Linked DNA regions of Mus musculus: region 2 is linked to region 1. The links are chromatin loops, found by intact Hi-C in ENCODE. Cell type or tissue: heart. All regions are shown on one strand.

Region 1 (8,000 bases):
AAACCGCTTAAAAACAACAAGACAAGTTGGTGGGACAGGACCTGCTGAACTACTTGGTGAAGACCATGCTGCAGTACACAAAGCTCACAAGGGCTGTAGAAGACAATACAAAGTAGAGGAAGTGAGAGCAGAAGCACCAAGCACATGTTACTGAAGTATGCCAAAGTGTTCTACGCTGCATAGGTTCTAAAGGTGGAGATTAAAGGAGTAAGGTCTCTGTGTGGAAAACAGCACTGAGGTCAGCCACATGGTCCCTGAAAGATTATAACCTCTGCACCACTGCTTTCATATTCAGTAAGAACTAATTACAATATCCTTCCAAGGTCTCTTTTAAAGGCTGTTGAGAATTCCCAGCCATCGCCGTTATTTGCTACTAATGTCCAAGAACTCCTCGCAGCCATGTCTGATGGGCACACTTAACACTACTCTCTCTTGGCAGCAAGTCAAGATATTCTCCCGGTAATGATCATTATCACCCAAAGCAGAGGATCCTCCCCTTGAAGCACTGTCTAAAGCCCACCTCCAACGTCCACCAATGTCTACATCGTCACCTCCATTTACCTCACACACACCAGTGTCATCTCAGGGTCACAAGAAGGGTGGACATAAGACAACAAAGCATTTCGAGGGACTTCACTCTCCTAACTGTTATTATGGCATGCAAACTGGTGAAACCTTTCTATTATTTCCATTAATAATGTATTGTACTCTAATACTTTCCTGTGTGTGCATGGATGCATACAGTTCAGTACTATTCCTGGCTTCAAGTACCCTCTTGGCGTGGGGAACTCAGAAAGCATAATCTATACATGAGAGGTGAACACACTGTGTACTTTTTAGATCCTAAATAAGGCAATTTCAATCTGGGTTTGTATTCATAGTAATTTTAAGGACATTAACTCCCCAAGTAAAGTAAATAAAAGGAAAACAACAGAATTATAATAATGTTTTCAAACTTGAGTTCCTTCTTAAATAACTGTTGTATTTGCATATATGTATTTATATATGTGTACATATATATGTGTGTGTGTGTGTGTGTATATATATAAAAACCAACAAGATTTTCAACAAAGAAAAAAACTAAATATTCTAGGGTTCATTTTGCTTAAATTATCTGTTCTTTAAGCAATTATGAAAAAGAAGCATTGGTAAAGAAAAATACTGCACTAAACCATGTCTGGTGACAGATTTAACATTACTCTCTTTTGGTAGCAAGCCACATGTAATTTTATGGTTTGTTTGTTTGTTTATGTGCATATGTATATGCCTTCATGACTGTGTACAAGTGGGCATCAAATCCCAAGAACTGTAGTGAACTGTAGTGAGGTAGTGAGATGTCTAATGTGGGTGCTAGGAGCTGAACCTTTGGAAGAGCAGTAAGTATCCGTAACTGCCATAGCCCTGTGAGTCATACTTTTATTGCTGACTTTGTACCTATTAATAGTATTTCTTCAAATAAGTAGGAATAAGGAAACATACCTTCTGCTACTGTTTTAGATATTTATTTTTATTTTTCGTGTGAGTACCTGAATAAATGTGTGTGGTGTGTGTATGTGTGTGTGTGTGTGTGTGTAGTACCCATGCTGGCCAGTTCCTGGGACAGGAGTTACAAGTGGTTATGAGCTGTACATTGTAGGTCTGGGAACTGAGAGGCAAATAATCCTTTTTTATTTTATTTTATTTTATTTTATTTTATTTTATTTTATTTTATTTATTTATTTTGGTTTTTCGAGATAGGGTTTCTCTGTGTAGACCTGGTTGTCCTGGAACTCATTCTGTAGACCAGGCTGGCCTTGAACTAAGAAATTTGCCTGCCTCTCTGCCTCCCAAAAGCTGGGATTAAAGGCGTGTGCCATCACTGCCTGGCCTTTTGTTTTGTTTTGTTTTTTCGAAATTGCATCTTTTAAAGAACACATTAGCTCTCTAGGCTTCCACTTTCTTTGAAGAAAAAAACATCTTTTGAATGTGAAGACAATCTCTACAATCGTCCTACCCCTTGGAACTGTAAATGATAAGGGCTAAGTTATTTTAAGGCACGCCTTCTCAGACCCTAAAATACCCCACTGTCTGAACACACACACTACCCTCTGCTGCACCTCTCAAACATTATTTTCAGCAAACAGGCCACATAGCAGAGCTCTGGAAGGAAAGACCCCAAGCTAGAGGGAAAACAATGATAACCTTGATGCAATCTATCTTTCTAAAACCAAAACATTAAAAAAGAAACAAGATTTAATACTTAATAAACTGAGAACAAAAATGTCTTTGGAGAACACTAAATAAGATGTAAAAATGATGGGAATTTACTGTTGTATAACATAGGCATAACTTTTTGTTTTCTTTGTAAAATGTCAAGCTATTTGATTAGACATACCGCCAGGAATTCCTTAAGTCGGTCTTCAATACTTCCTTTGTGAATTGTAAACAAAGCTGCAGCAATCTGGTTGATGGCTTTGGCCAAACAATGTATATTGTTGCAGTGTCCTGGGAGAGAACAAACAGGGCTGTGTAGTCTGCATGACCACAAAATATTATTGTAACACACAGACAGCATGCTTTAGTGACTCCTCAGACCACGCGAATGGCAGCATGACTGACTAAGAATTAGGGTCCACAGTGACTTACTCTTTTTATTTTATGAGCATGCATGTTTTTAAATATCCCAGCAAGGATGCAACTAATGACCACGTCAGTACTTCATTAGTAGGCAAACACTCTAGAAAGACATGATGCTTCGTCCTACCCCTTGGAACTGTAAATGATAAGGGCTAAGTTATTTTAAGGCACGCCTTCTCAGGCCCTAAAATACCCCACTGTCTGAACACACACACTACCCTCTGCTGCACCTCTCAGCTGAACTACACAACATTTCACAGTTCAGAAAATTAGGATGCCCACTCCAAAGCTACTGTTTGGCAGAATTTGAGCACTATTTTATCAGAAAAGAACATTACCCAGAGAGAAAAATACATGTAACACTAAAGCCAATGTTCTTTCATTGTTACAATTGTAAACCAAGTACCTTCTATTGCAGGGCTGTACTGTGACATTACATTGCTGGCCAGTGTAGGCAAGGAAACTGCTACAAAGACCATCAGGAGACAAGCGATCTTGTATTCTTCCTCTGGACTAATGTTCTCTGCAGAAGAAATCAAGGAGTGAAAATCAAGCTTTCCTCCAGATTATTTGAAAGTTAATAATCTAACCTAAAAAATAAAGGTAATAAACTACTTAAATTTCCTAATTGAAAACTGATGAATAATTATGAGAATACCATACATATTACTATTTATAAATTTCTTATCTTATTATCTGAAAATTCACTAAAAGAAAAACAATTCCTTTCTTTCCCTAGGCTAGCTAAGAATATATAAATACACTGCTTAAAGGTTACCAGTATTGAAAAGGGGACTGCGTTACTTATTTCTCCATTCTAGAAGACAGAAGGAAGCAGTTATGAATGAAAGTATCTAACATACTCAGTAGCTATAAGAACAATAACCTTTAATAAAATACCTAGCGTATTTAAATAGCTCTGTCTAGCACTTGGCTTCTTATCTGACATCTGAGAACTTCTAGTTACCCAGCAGTTGGCAATTATATGAAACTATGGATTGATCACAAGAAAACAAAAACACAGTATATTTTTAAAACTTTGGTTGATCATAAAAATACCTATAAGCAATAATTTATATATTATTTGAATTAGGAAAAACAGTGTAATTAAAAAGAAAACTAATAAACTCAATGACTGCAAGTTGGCTTAAAAGAGTAGAAAAGGGGCTTAGTGGCTAAGAGCACTTGCTGCTCTTGCAGAGGACCCGAGTTCAGTTCTCAGCACCCACATGATGGCTCCCAATGGTCTGTAATTCCCGCTCTGAGGCTGATGCCCTCGTCTTCACTCCTTGGGTACCAGGCATGCACACAGTGCACATAAGTGCAGGCAAATTATTCATATACATTAAGTAAGTGAAAAATTTAAAAAGAAATTAAAATCAAAAGGGTGGAGAAGGCATTTCAATACCAAAACCAAACCAATCAAACAAAAAACATCATCAACAATAACAAAAAAAACCACCCCACCTTATTCACACTGTAGAGAAACCAAGATTTGGAACATAGTTGATACTATGTTTCAAAGAACTGGTTTTAAAATTTCTAAATGGTCAGTATTATATAATGTAGCAACTTTTTATGGTGAACATCTATTCTAATTAAAACAGGACACCATTTTCTAGTCCCAGCTCTCTGGCTACCATAAGGGCTGCCTTCCACCAGCATACAAATGTTCTCTTCTTCTATCTCCAACTCACAAAGTCCTTTCCACAAGCTGGGGTATATATAGCTACAGTGTAGTGTGTAGGGCCTACCCATGCTTCCCAACACAAGCACTATGTCTTCATCCCAGCAGAGCTGTTCCATATCAAGTGTGTCCAGTCCCTTCTCTCACACTCACTGACTTCAGAGACACCGATCTCAGCACCACAGCTCTCTAACAGTGCACAGTTCGCGATTCGCTTTCACTGTCTTAGGAGCTTTTTCCCAAGTGCTTGTTTTTTCTCTGATTACATTGGTCCTTCCATCTTAGTCTGTATTATGCATTTCTTCCTCTTCTCCCTGAACTCACTACAGCTGAAAGGGCACTGTTTCTTTGCACCGCCCTATCTATCTACACCAAATGACTTTAACAGCTTCATCTGGTAGTATGGCTTGGACAGGATGTAATGACTAAGCTATAGCAAAAACTCCAAAGCAAAGCATTTTGTCTTTTGAATCCTGATGTATTCCAATTATAAATGAATAAATGGGTGAATAAAGCTTAACATAAGACATTTTAAAAAACAAATACTACGTGTATACCTAGACTGCCCTATAATTTTAATAAGAAAGCTCCATATTTGAATGCATTTTACCTGATTTTTGTGAGGAAAGAGCTACGACTAAGGCAGGATCAATCTCACATGGTAACCCAGCAGCCGAGGACAGCTCATACACATTCATTGCAACCTGACAAAATACAGCAATTACAAAGAGATAAATATTTTAACAAACGTCTGAGAAAGTTTACTTTAGTAAGAAAATGTCTATGGTGTCCATCAGTCTGCCCACGAACCTACTAGAAGATTTCAGCACCTTGGCTGAAGCAGGGCTGACAGTGCAGGTAACCCACACCAGACAACGCTCCAACCCTGCTCTTTGTAACTTCCCACTGTGCAAACAAGGCTTGCAGCCTCTCTGTGGCAAGCTCCACAGAATCATCCTAAAGATACTTTTTGTCTTGCAAAGATGGAAGTAAAATATCAAGTCAAAAGAGAGAAAGAAAGCCAGTTGTGGTGGCTCACACCTATATATCTGCACTTGAGAGTTCAAGGCCAGCCTGGCTACAGAAGGAGCACCAGCTCAGCCTGGCTAGAGTCAACACCGAAAGCCAGTTATTATGACTGAACCTATGCTTACATCCACAGTTACTTAGTGAAAAACTTCAGGGATTCAATGCTTAATCAGAGCCATAAACATAGCAAATTAATTACAGGAAAAAAATTAAAAACCTAAGAATCTGATAAAGCAATCTAATAATTTTCTATCATGCATAGATTTTAATCATTCAAGATATGCTGAGTGGTATTCTAATTAAAACCTGTATACATAGTTGGCTATCATTGATATTAACAGATAATAAAGCTCAAATAGAAACAACCATGAACTAAGTTGCAGAGACGCACACTGCTCACAATACACCAACTGAATTTCAAAGTGCATCAAAGATATAAATGTAAAAGCTAAAATTTCAAAAATTTAGAAGAAAATACAGGCATAAATTCTGATGACCTTTGTCAAGACAATATTTGTTTGTTTGACAGCAAAACTGTAAACAAAAGAAAAAACAGATAAGTCAAAGTACGCTGAAATGAAAGAGTTCTGTGATTCTTGGATACTAGCAAGAAACTGAAAAGAGAACTCAGAACCATGATTCTACTGAAGATGTATTACTGCTTGATAGTTCAAAAATAAAATGATGCAGGCCAGTGACAGCTCAATGGGAAAAGGATTTTCCCCTGGCATAAACCCGGCGATGGAGTTCAACCCCCAGGCCAGGCAAGAGTGAAAGGAGAGATCCAACTCTGCAAACACAGGCGACACACGGTCTAAAAATGGGCAAAGGATCCAGACAAACCTCTCTCTAAAGAAGCCATACAGACACATCACAGACGTGTGGCAGCCTCGAGAATGAAGGAGATGCAAACCAAACCAGCGTGATACCTCTGCACACCTACTAAAATGGCTCTCAACATGAAGACAAGGACTGGATAGAGAAAACCCTGGCACCCTCCTTGTTAGCAATATAAACCAGTCTCGCCACAGCCCATCTGTTTGGTGGTTCCTCAAAGCTAAACAGTTTCTACAGAATCCATTTGTTATATAAGAGACCAAAAACATCAACATGGATAAAAAGGTAGCATTATTTACAACATCTAGAAAGTAAAGACAACCCACATCTGTAATTGATAACTGAATAAACAAACTAGTACATTCATCCAATAAAACACTAAAAAATAAAGTACTGTGCTAACACATGCTGAAACATGGTGGGCCATGAAAACATGCTAAGTTAAAGACATCGAAATCAAAAAACTCTCCGTTAAATGATTTACACACAGTACTCAAAGAGGGATGACTTCAGAGACGTAGCTATCATCTAAGATGGGGAGTGAGCTGAAAGTGGGGAGCTCCTGCCCTGGGTACTGATGCACTTGGGGATGACAAAACTATTCTAAAACTAATTGTGACCTGTGATGGCCATGACTCTGTGACTATATTCAAAACCATGGAACTGTACACTTTAGATGAGCATCTTTTATGACACAAGAATAAAGCTGCTAAAAATTATGTTTGGGATCTTCAAATCAAGTCATTTTTTTTTTATTGAAAGTTTGCTAAAAACTCAATTTAAAAATTATACTAAGTAATAAGAATTGGATAATTAATTCAATTCGGGCACTATATTAGAATTCTCAGCACCCAAACATCAGTGTGCTCATAAGAACTATTTAACCTTGTATTTTATTTCTACTTAGAAAAACTCATTTTCTGCTCTATTCATAGTTTCAGTCATAAAATTATAGAACAATCATTACTCTCAAGTGCTAACTTCTATATAGCATTATAGGAAAACCAAAAATGAAAAGAAACAAGGCCTTTAAGTTGTTTATTATCTAGTATAAATATGGGCAGAAGAAAAATAAAAAAATTGTCTACTAGCACTAAGAAAAAACTTTTTTATCATTGAGGAATCTAGGTTCTTAGAAAATGGCAAGTGAACCTGGCCTCACAGACAGGCAGGACTTCCAAAGGCAGAGACAGAAAAGGGAAGAGTTTCAAGTAGAATTAAGGAAGAGGTAAATGGAGCCTGAGAGAATGCTCATAGACTGTTAGGTCAGAAGAGACATATGAAGAGAGGCAGATAATGGAAGCAGAGTGGTAGATAAGCCATTTGAATAAAGCAAGCACAATGGCATAAATCTGTAATCCCAGCATTTGGAAGGCTAAGGCAGAGGCAGGAGGATTATTTAGAGTGGACAGCCAGTCTGAGCTGCACAGGAAGACACTCAAACCCCATCCCACCCTACAGTTTGAAAGACATCATTTTGAAACGTGAACACTGTTCAAGAGTCGAGATATGCGAGGCAGTCTGTCAAAATGGTTCATTAGACAGAGGCTTTTGCCACCAAGCCTGACAACCTTGGTTTGATCCCTGGGATGGACAGACAGAAAGGAGAGAAGACAGATACACACATCATGTCTCAAACATGGACACTTGCAATAACTGTGTCTCCTTGTATATCATGTGATTTAAATTTACTACAAAATCACAGCTGGAATTAAATCTGTGGTTTTGATCACATGGATCTTAAATTTTAAAACAAATTAACTATAAACCCTTAAAAAGCGATCAACTTGCCAACAAGTGCTTACTGACAGAAGCCTGTTATAGCTGTCTC
Region 2 (8,000 bases), 160 kb before region 1:
TGTTACAAAATTGAAACTAATAGGTAAATTATGTGAATTTCTTCTTCACAGTATAACATCCAAGCTTATCCAACGACAGTGGTATTCAATCAGTCCAGTATTCATGAGTATGAAGGACATCACTCTGCGGAACAGATCTTGGAGTTCATAGAGGTATTTAAATCCTAGGCTATGGCTAGAAATCTTCATTTATATGTGTATTTTGGACGACTGTTTGTATTAGGACTTATTCTTTTTTGTGCCACGAGATTCTTTTCTGAAAACCTTTCTTTTAATGTAAGCCTTTGTTTTATTACTTACTTTGGTGTTTTGTACATGGGAGGTACTACTATTGAATATGTGAAATTTCCATGAAGCCTGTCACCCTTTTCCTGTTTCCTTTCAATGCATTCACAGCATCAAGGCCAGGCATCCTGCACCAAGCCTGTCACTGTTAGCACAGAAGGGCCTGTTTTCTTTCACTCTTGACACTAGAATAATTTCAGTAACTTCTGAAGAAATTGAAACTTGTAGCTTATTGTAATTGTTATTCATCTGTCCTCCAAAGTAATATGTTGTGTTGTTTTGTTTTAATTGCTGTCCTGGTGAAGCTAATGTGTTAGTATCACTTGATACAGGCTGAGGCTCTGTTAAAACAGCATTTGGAATATACAGTCTCTAGAAAGGTGTGTAGCATCTCCATTTAAATATCAGAAATAATAGTAGTAGGCTTTGTGTTAGTCATTAAATGGTCACTTCTAAGAACGTATTCCTGCTATCATGACAGACAGTGAGGCCTATGAGGCATCTGGATTACCCCTAGAGCTTGGTTATATGATCTGGTCACACTTTCCTCTAGGATACCTCTTTTTCCAGCTTACAGTGGTTTTAAAACTAGTGAGAAAATATACCTTTTAAACAAACTGATTGACAGAATCCGAACTTAATAATAGACTTTTTAAAAAATCTGTGTCTTCTGATTTCTTTTAAATAGGAACTTTCTAAATGACTGGTCCAGTAACTTGCCAGAAATACATGAAAATCTTGGTGTGTGTAATAATAGTCTTTTTATTTTTTAGGATCTCAGAAACCCTTCAGTGGTCTCTCTTACACCCAGCACTTTCAATGAGCTGGTTAAACAGAGAAAGCATGATGAAGTCTGGATGGTCGATTTCTATTCTCCATGGTGTCATCCCTGTCAGGTCTTGATGCCAGAATGGAAACGCATGGCCCGGGTACAGTACCATGGTTTCCTTACATCTTACACCTACTGCCAGTGTTTGCTTCACAGTCACTGTGAAACCAGGGGATAAACCTGTAACTAGACAATTGACACAGACCTCACTGAATCGTTACCACTGCCTCTGCCCACTAACTGAGCTGTCTAAGATCCTTTTGACCAAAGTGCTACCAGTGCTAACCCTCAGAGCATCTTCATTTTCTGTTTAGATTTCTCTATCATTTTACTTTTAGAGTTTACAGATACTGTTTGCTCATAATATTGGGTCTTTAAAATAGCTTTGCAGGCAGGTATGGTGGTGAATCCTGATAAGACTAGTATTCAGATGCTGAGACAGGAGAATCAGGAGTCCAAGATTTTCCTGGGCCACCAAGCTCCAAACTCTTTCTCCAAAACAAACAAGAAAAAATGAAACAAAGTAGAAAACAACTTCAAACAGTAAAACATATATATAAATTTCCTGTAAACAGGCAGTGTTGTAAGGTACTAAATGAAGGCAAATTTAAAATACTGAATCAGACAAAGCGTATCTTCATTAGAAAAAAAAGATTCTTTAAAAAATACTGATTATATTTTGGTTGCTGATGTTTTTGTTGTTGTTGTCATTTTGTTTTTTGTTTTGTGAAACAGTTTCCCTGTATAACCCTGGCTGGTTATCCTGGAACTCATTCTGTAGACCAGGCTAGCCTTGAACTGAGAAATCCACCTGCCTCCGCCTCCCAGGTGCTGGGGTCAAAGACTTATGTCACCACAGCCTAGGTTAGCATAGAATTTTTGAAAAAATGTATTTACCTACATAGTAAATGAGTAAAACCAGTTATTAACTATGGGAAGTTCTTAATTACAAAGTTATGGCATTCAAAAATAAAACAAAAACAAAAACAAGCTGGGCATGGTGGTGCACACCTTTAATCCCAGCACTTGGGAGGCAGAGGCAGGCGGATTTCTGAGTTCAAGGCCAGCCTGGTCTACAAAGTGAGTTCCAGGACAGCCAGGGCTATACAGAGAAACCCTGTCTCGAAAAAACAAAAACAAAAAAAAACAGAAAGTTACGGCATTCAAATTCATTAATCTAAATGGCATATTTTAAATCCTTACCCATTGTTTCTCTGATACTGATTAAAAAATACCCATTTTACAATGGCTGTTGAGCACGTATAAAAGTTGTGTTGCGGTGCGGGCTAGATAGTTGAGTCAACAGTTAGGATTATTGGCTGCTCTTGCAGAAAACCTGTTTGGTTCCAAGCACTCTTCATCATCGTTAACTCCAGATCCAGGGGCTCCAGTGCTCTTGGCCTCCGAGGGCCGTGCATACAAACAGTGCATGTGCATGTAGACAGGGCTCACTACGCAGGACTTTTGTTTAGTTGTGAGTTACAGAGATAGCTTTAGTCATTGACCCATGTATTGACTTTGTTCTTTTATAGACGTTAACTGGACTGATCAATGTAGGCAGTGTGGACTGCCAACAGTATCATTCTTTTTGTACTCAAGAAAATGTTCAAAGATACCCCGAGATAAGATTTTATCCCCAAAAGTCAAGTAAAGCCTATCAGTATCAGTAAGTATTCCATCATAATCACTTGGTTGTACGGTTAACACGTAAGTTAGGCCAGCAGATATGTAGTGGGAGCCACCACCGGAGGCTCCCTCAGAAGACGAGGGAGCTGGACAGTAAAACTAGTTACGAAGTTCCAGTCAAGAAGCTGTGAGAGACAGAACTGGTGTTTAAGTCCTCAGTTGGCCCTAAGTCCAGGCCTGGCCTTGCCTCCATTGTTCATAGCAGTCTTTATACTTAGTGGGGGTGGGAATCACACCCTCCTACCACTGCTGAGAAAGAACTAACCCATCAGACTTACCGCTCACCTGCTAAGGTTGGGGGCAGTGATTTGAACCCAGGACTGTCCTGGTATCCACCCATTCTACACTATACAGGTTTTAAAAAGAAACAAAACAATTGTAATTAAGTGAAAATTGAGCCATGGGTTTCTCTGTAAAAGCTAAAAGAGTCTACTATGGGGAAATCACAAAAAGCAAGTATAGTCCTGAGTAGTTAAGGGTGGGGAAAGGAACAGAGACACAGAAAAATATATTTTAAGTCATATAACTCTTATTTACTTTGTGGAAAGAGATAGGAGGTGACATTAACCAGTCAAGAGCTATTTTTATTTTAATTCCTACAGTAAGACTGTTTCTTGACCATATGCAGTAATAGAAATACTATTTACAGCTTGATTTTTTTTTTTTTTCCTCTTTCAGTAGTTACAATGGCTGGAATAGGGATGCGTATTCCCTGAGAAGCTGGGGTCTTGGGTGAGTGATTCAAGTGCATGTTGATGTCTAACACTGATTTGCAGCTCTTTATCTTCTCGTGTATGTAGTAAGGATTCTGGCATCAAAAATACTTGGAAAAGGATGGCATTTATCAAGGGTTGAACCATTTCTAACTTAGGAATGCTTACAGTGTTGCTGTATGTAATGCTTACAGTAATGCTTACAGTATTGCTGTAGAATGCTTACTTTGCTTTTGTATAATAAAAAATGTTTGATTCTCTTACTGCAGATTTTTGCCCCAAGCATCCATAGATTTAACACCTCAGACTTTCAATGAAAAAGTTCTACAAGGGAAAACTCACTGGGTGGTTGATTTCTATGCTCCTTGGTGTGGACCTTGCCAGAATTTTGCTCCTGAGTTTGAACTCTTGGCTAGGGTAAGTATTGTTGTCTAGTTAAATAAATTGTACACACATGTGTGTTTGTTTTAACAATTGGTTAAAACATTGTAAACTAATTCTTAATTTAGTTCTTAAAAATATCTCTCAATTTAAAAAATGTGTTTCTATAATTATTATCTGTCTTTCTTGAGGCAGGTTTCTCTTTATAACCCTGGCTGACTGGAAATCCCCTGTGCAGACCAGGCCAGCCTCAAACTGCTTGCCCTTTCCTTGAAATTGCTAGTATTAAAAGTATTTAGTGACAGATTACAAGGGTCCGAGTGTGTGTTTGTGTATGTGCACATTGTTATTCCTGTAGTTGAATTGCTAACTTAAGTTAGTCTCCCTGTTTGTTTATTTCAGTAGCCATAGAAACCAGAGGAAGCAAAGACGCTTTCCTTGTCCTAGAGCTGGAGAGGTTCCCATAAGTCAGTAGAGGAAAGTGATGGTAGAAAGAAGGCAGACACACGACAGCCACAAGGACAAGCAGAACTTTATGTTTGTGAGAGATAGGCGAAGCAAAGGAAACTGAGGGTACAGCTAGCTCCTGCCTTGAAGGACCATAGAGGGAAAAGACAGATACTTTATGTATAGGTGCTCCTGAGGCGCTCACAAAGGGCAGTTCCCTTTGTCAGTAGATTACCAAATGAAGGGAAGATTCTTCAGCATGGGGTTATAGAAGATCTCACTAAGAGACTGGTGACCATGGAAACACCCAAAGATGGGACGAGTGGGATGGAGTGACCTGAAGGTAAACAACGAGCTCCCTGTTCTGGGAAAGGATGGGGCTGGAGGGCCTGTAAATGCTGTCAGGAAAGACAGGAGGCAGGCGTGGACAGCAGCGTAAAGCACACAGGAAGAAGTCCGGTAATTGTCTATTTGGTTAACTCAAACTCAAGTCACTAGTGACTTTAAAGCTGTTCTTGTGTTAGAATGCTGACATATATCAGTGGAAAGAATACCGCATTCATAGACGATGAGGGAGGGTGAACACCCATATAGCAGAGACAGGCTGCATGCTGCCGATGACAGGAAACACTGCTCTGCAGAGAAGCCCCTTTGTGACCATCTGCAAAGGCACGAAAAGAGCAAGGCTCGCCCTGCTCTAGGAAGACTGAATCTCTGACCTAGACAATCTAAGTGGTGTGCTCAGCCGTTCACCCAATTAAGAATGTCACTTAGGATTAAAGACAGATGTTTGGCTGTGGTGGGCAAAGTGCGGTGAGTGGACAGTTAGGGAGGTCAGAGTTACAGTCTCCAGGTACCCGTGAAGAAGTGGCTGTTTATGTTAGACAAATGGCAGCCAGTGGAAGCTTAAAGGGCTTGGAAAAAAGTAGAAACAATCTGGTGTGAATACAAAGAATTAAAACTCGAGTTTTAAAAGTAAAAAAACTTTATATAAATATATAAATATTTGAAATATGTTGGAAAGTGGCAAGATCTGTTAATTCATTTTGTTTTGTTTTTCAGATGATCAAAGGAAAAGTGAGAGCCGGGAAAGTGGACTGTCAGGCTTACCCCCAGACGTGCCAGAAAGCCGGCATCAAAGCCTACCCCAGTGTCAAACTGTACCAGTACGAGAGAGCAAAGGTGTGTGCAGGCTCTGACTCCGCCTTCCTTCAGCAGGCCAAGCCTAGAGCATTATATGGGAGGAAGAGTTTCTCTACTTTCCAGTTTCTCCCTTCATCTTTTAAAAATATTTTTTACTGAGACATCTTCTTTTCTGGTGTACCAAGGTATTCTAAAAGATTTTCTGGTCTGTGTGGTTTCAGTTGCCTTATAGACTTTGTGCTCCATGAATACAAAAAAATACAACCAAATATATGTTATATCTGGGTTATACAATTCAAAGTTATTATTTTCTATGCAGTTTTATATTTTCTACTTTTTAATATAGTAATTGTTTTTTAAATATTTTCTTCTTAAGAAATTAGTTTGTAAATACCTTTGAAATACACTTAGTAACAGCATTTTTTGAGGGATGCTTACTAAAAGCTTAGATAACAAGTGGAGTCTTTTGCTTTGGTTATAATTGTTTGGAGGCACTACTACCAATATGCTTTTTTTTCTTTGTTGGTTAGGTTTGATTTTGGTTTGTGTTATGTAACTTGCTTTGTAGAGCCAGCTAGCATTGGCCTCTCAGATAGATCCATCTGCCTCTGAGTGTTAGGGTTTCATGCTCCACAGTGCCTGGGTGGGTTGGGTTTTCAGTGAAAGAAACCAGAGCTCTACCAAGGAAGGTCTCAACAAATCAGAGTCTGGTTTGAAAAGTTGCATCTTTCAGCTGATATAGTTGTTAACAGAAAGCACCTAAGACTGTCCAGTCTTCCCAGGTATATTACTATGCTTTTGAACAGAACTATGATATTTCAGCAAGATTATTGGTCCTTTAAAGATAAATGAAGACACATTTTGTCTTAAGATACTTTATAAGAAATAAAAACTGGGATGTGAGCTGATGGCTTACTCGTCTTCATGGTTTTTACTTTGTAGTACTGAAGGCTAAACACACAAGGGCAATGCTCTACTGCCAAGCTGCTGCTGGGTCACTCTGTCATACACATGCCCTCCACCACCACCACACCACATAAGAGTCTTTGAAGTCAGTGATGTGTTTTCCTAGAAATCACTTTGTGCTCTGCTAATGCTGCAAGTAGTATTCTTTCTAGTGTGGGTTAACTACTTTTGTAGCATTATGCTCTTGAAGAAACAGGAAAGTTAAACAGCATTAGAACAAAAAACTAAGGTATAAGGAAGCAAGCTTCTTGTGTGGAAATGTCATGTTTTGATTTATGTACTTAAAAGATAACATGAGTGTTTTTAATTTTAGAAAAGTATTTGGGAAGAGCAAATAAATTCCAGAGATGCAAAAACTATTGCTGCCTTAATTTATGGAAAATTGGAAACGCTCCAAAGCCAAGTAAAAAGAAATAAGGTAAGACTAAGCCTTCAAGTGACAGGCAGATTGCCAAGATGTGTTCATGGTGTGCATGCCACTCAGAAATGAATATTCAAAGACATACTCATTTTGGAGAACTATAACAGCCGACATTATAGACTCTAGATGATGAAATGCTTGGAAATTTGTATGCTCACCAGTTAACAAAAATTATCAAGTTTCTTTCATTTAAAAAAAAAAAAAAACTGGGACTCCAGTGTATATAACAACATCACTCATACAGCAAAATAGGGAAAGACAGCCAGCCTCCAACGAAGTGGATAAGCAAAATGTGGCACATTGATGCTGCCTGTAGAGTCTTTAAGGTAAAAAATGAAGAATGCATCCATACTTCATGGTAAATTTTTGAAGAAAAAAAATGATTAGTAAACCAGGTAGTGGTGGCGCGCGCCTATAACCCCAGCACTTGGAATGTGAAGGCAGGGGGGTGTCTGAGAGTTGGGAGATGTATAGATCTGATACACCCTGGTCTGTCTATAGAGCAAGTTCCAGGACAGCCAGGGCTATTACACTGAGAAACCCAGTCTCTGAAGGAAAAAGAAAGAATGGATGGATGGATGGATGGATGGATGGATGGATGGATGGATGGATGGATGGGTGGGTGGGTGGGTGGATGGATTGGTGGGTGGGTAGCTTGGTCCTATATATGTAAAATGTTCACAAAGCAGGTTAATGGCTGCCGAGACAGGGTGAGAGTAGAAATTGCAATGACTACTTGAGAGTGTGAAGGAATCTGGCTCTGAAGTACAGGAAATGTTTGGAAAGTGGTTGTATAGCTCTGCGTATACCCTGGACTTCATTGCAGATTTTCTATTTTTAATATGTGACATACACAAGCTGGGTTTGGTGGTGCACATCTGTAATCTCAGCGCTTGGAGGTAGAGACAGGCAGATCTCTGCTAGGTAGGAGTCCCGTCTCCAAAACATTTTAAATATATATATTAATATACATATATACATATACATTTATATGTGTATATATGGTAATGTTATTTATAATAGTGATATGGTTAATAGTTATTTAAATGTTGTTTAGTGTAAATAAAATACTGAATTACTAGTAGTAAATATTCTAGAACCTGAACATATTTTGGAAAGCAAAGTTTCC

What was found. Hi-C counts contacts between places; a loop is a spot of excess contacts. Peaks named below come from ENCODE experiments on the same cell type or tissue, not always from the same donor. Only the 100,000 strongest peaks of a DNase experiment are listed, where the experiment ranks them.
Region 2: it touches region 1 in a loop (2.4-fold over the local background); 12 of 42 quality-filtered maps call a loop at or near these places.

The regions. Positions count from the first base shown.
Region 1 is chr2:80,503,799-80,511,798 of GRCm38, forward strand. Nckap1 (NCK-associated protein 1) reads right to left here. Exons shown (of 31, transcript NM_016965.3): 27 at 4,914-5,007; 28 at 3,023-3,139; 29 at 2,375-2,484. Among named protein-coding and RNA genes, the nearest start is that of Gm24461, 51 kb to the right of the region's middle. In heart, no CTCF peak of the experiment used is centred here; no DNase peak of the experiment used is centred here; H3K27ac peaks cover 1,446 bases.
Region 2 is chr2:80,343,866-80,351,865 of GRCm38, forward strand. It overlaps Dnajc10 (DnaJ heat shock protein family (Hsp40) member C10), which reads left to right. Exons shown (of 23, transcript NM_024181.2): 16 at 52-153; 17 at 1,059-1,214; 18 at 2,647-2,780; 19 at 3,479-3,532; 20 at 3,783-3,930; 21 at 5,404-5,523; 22 at 6,764-6,868. Among named protein-coding and RNA genes, the nearest start is that of Dnajc10, 32 kb to the left of the region's middle. In heart, no CTCF peak of the experiment used is centred here; no DNase peak of the experiment used is centred here.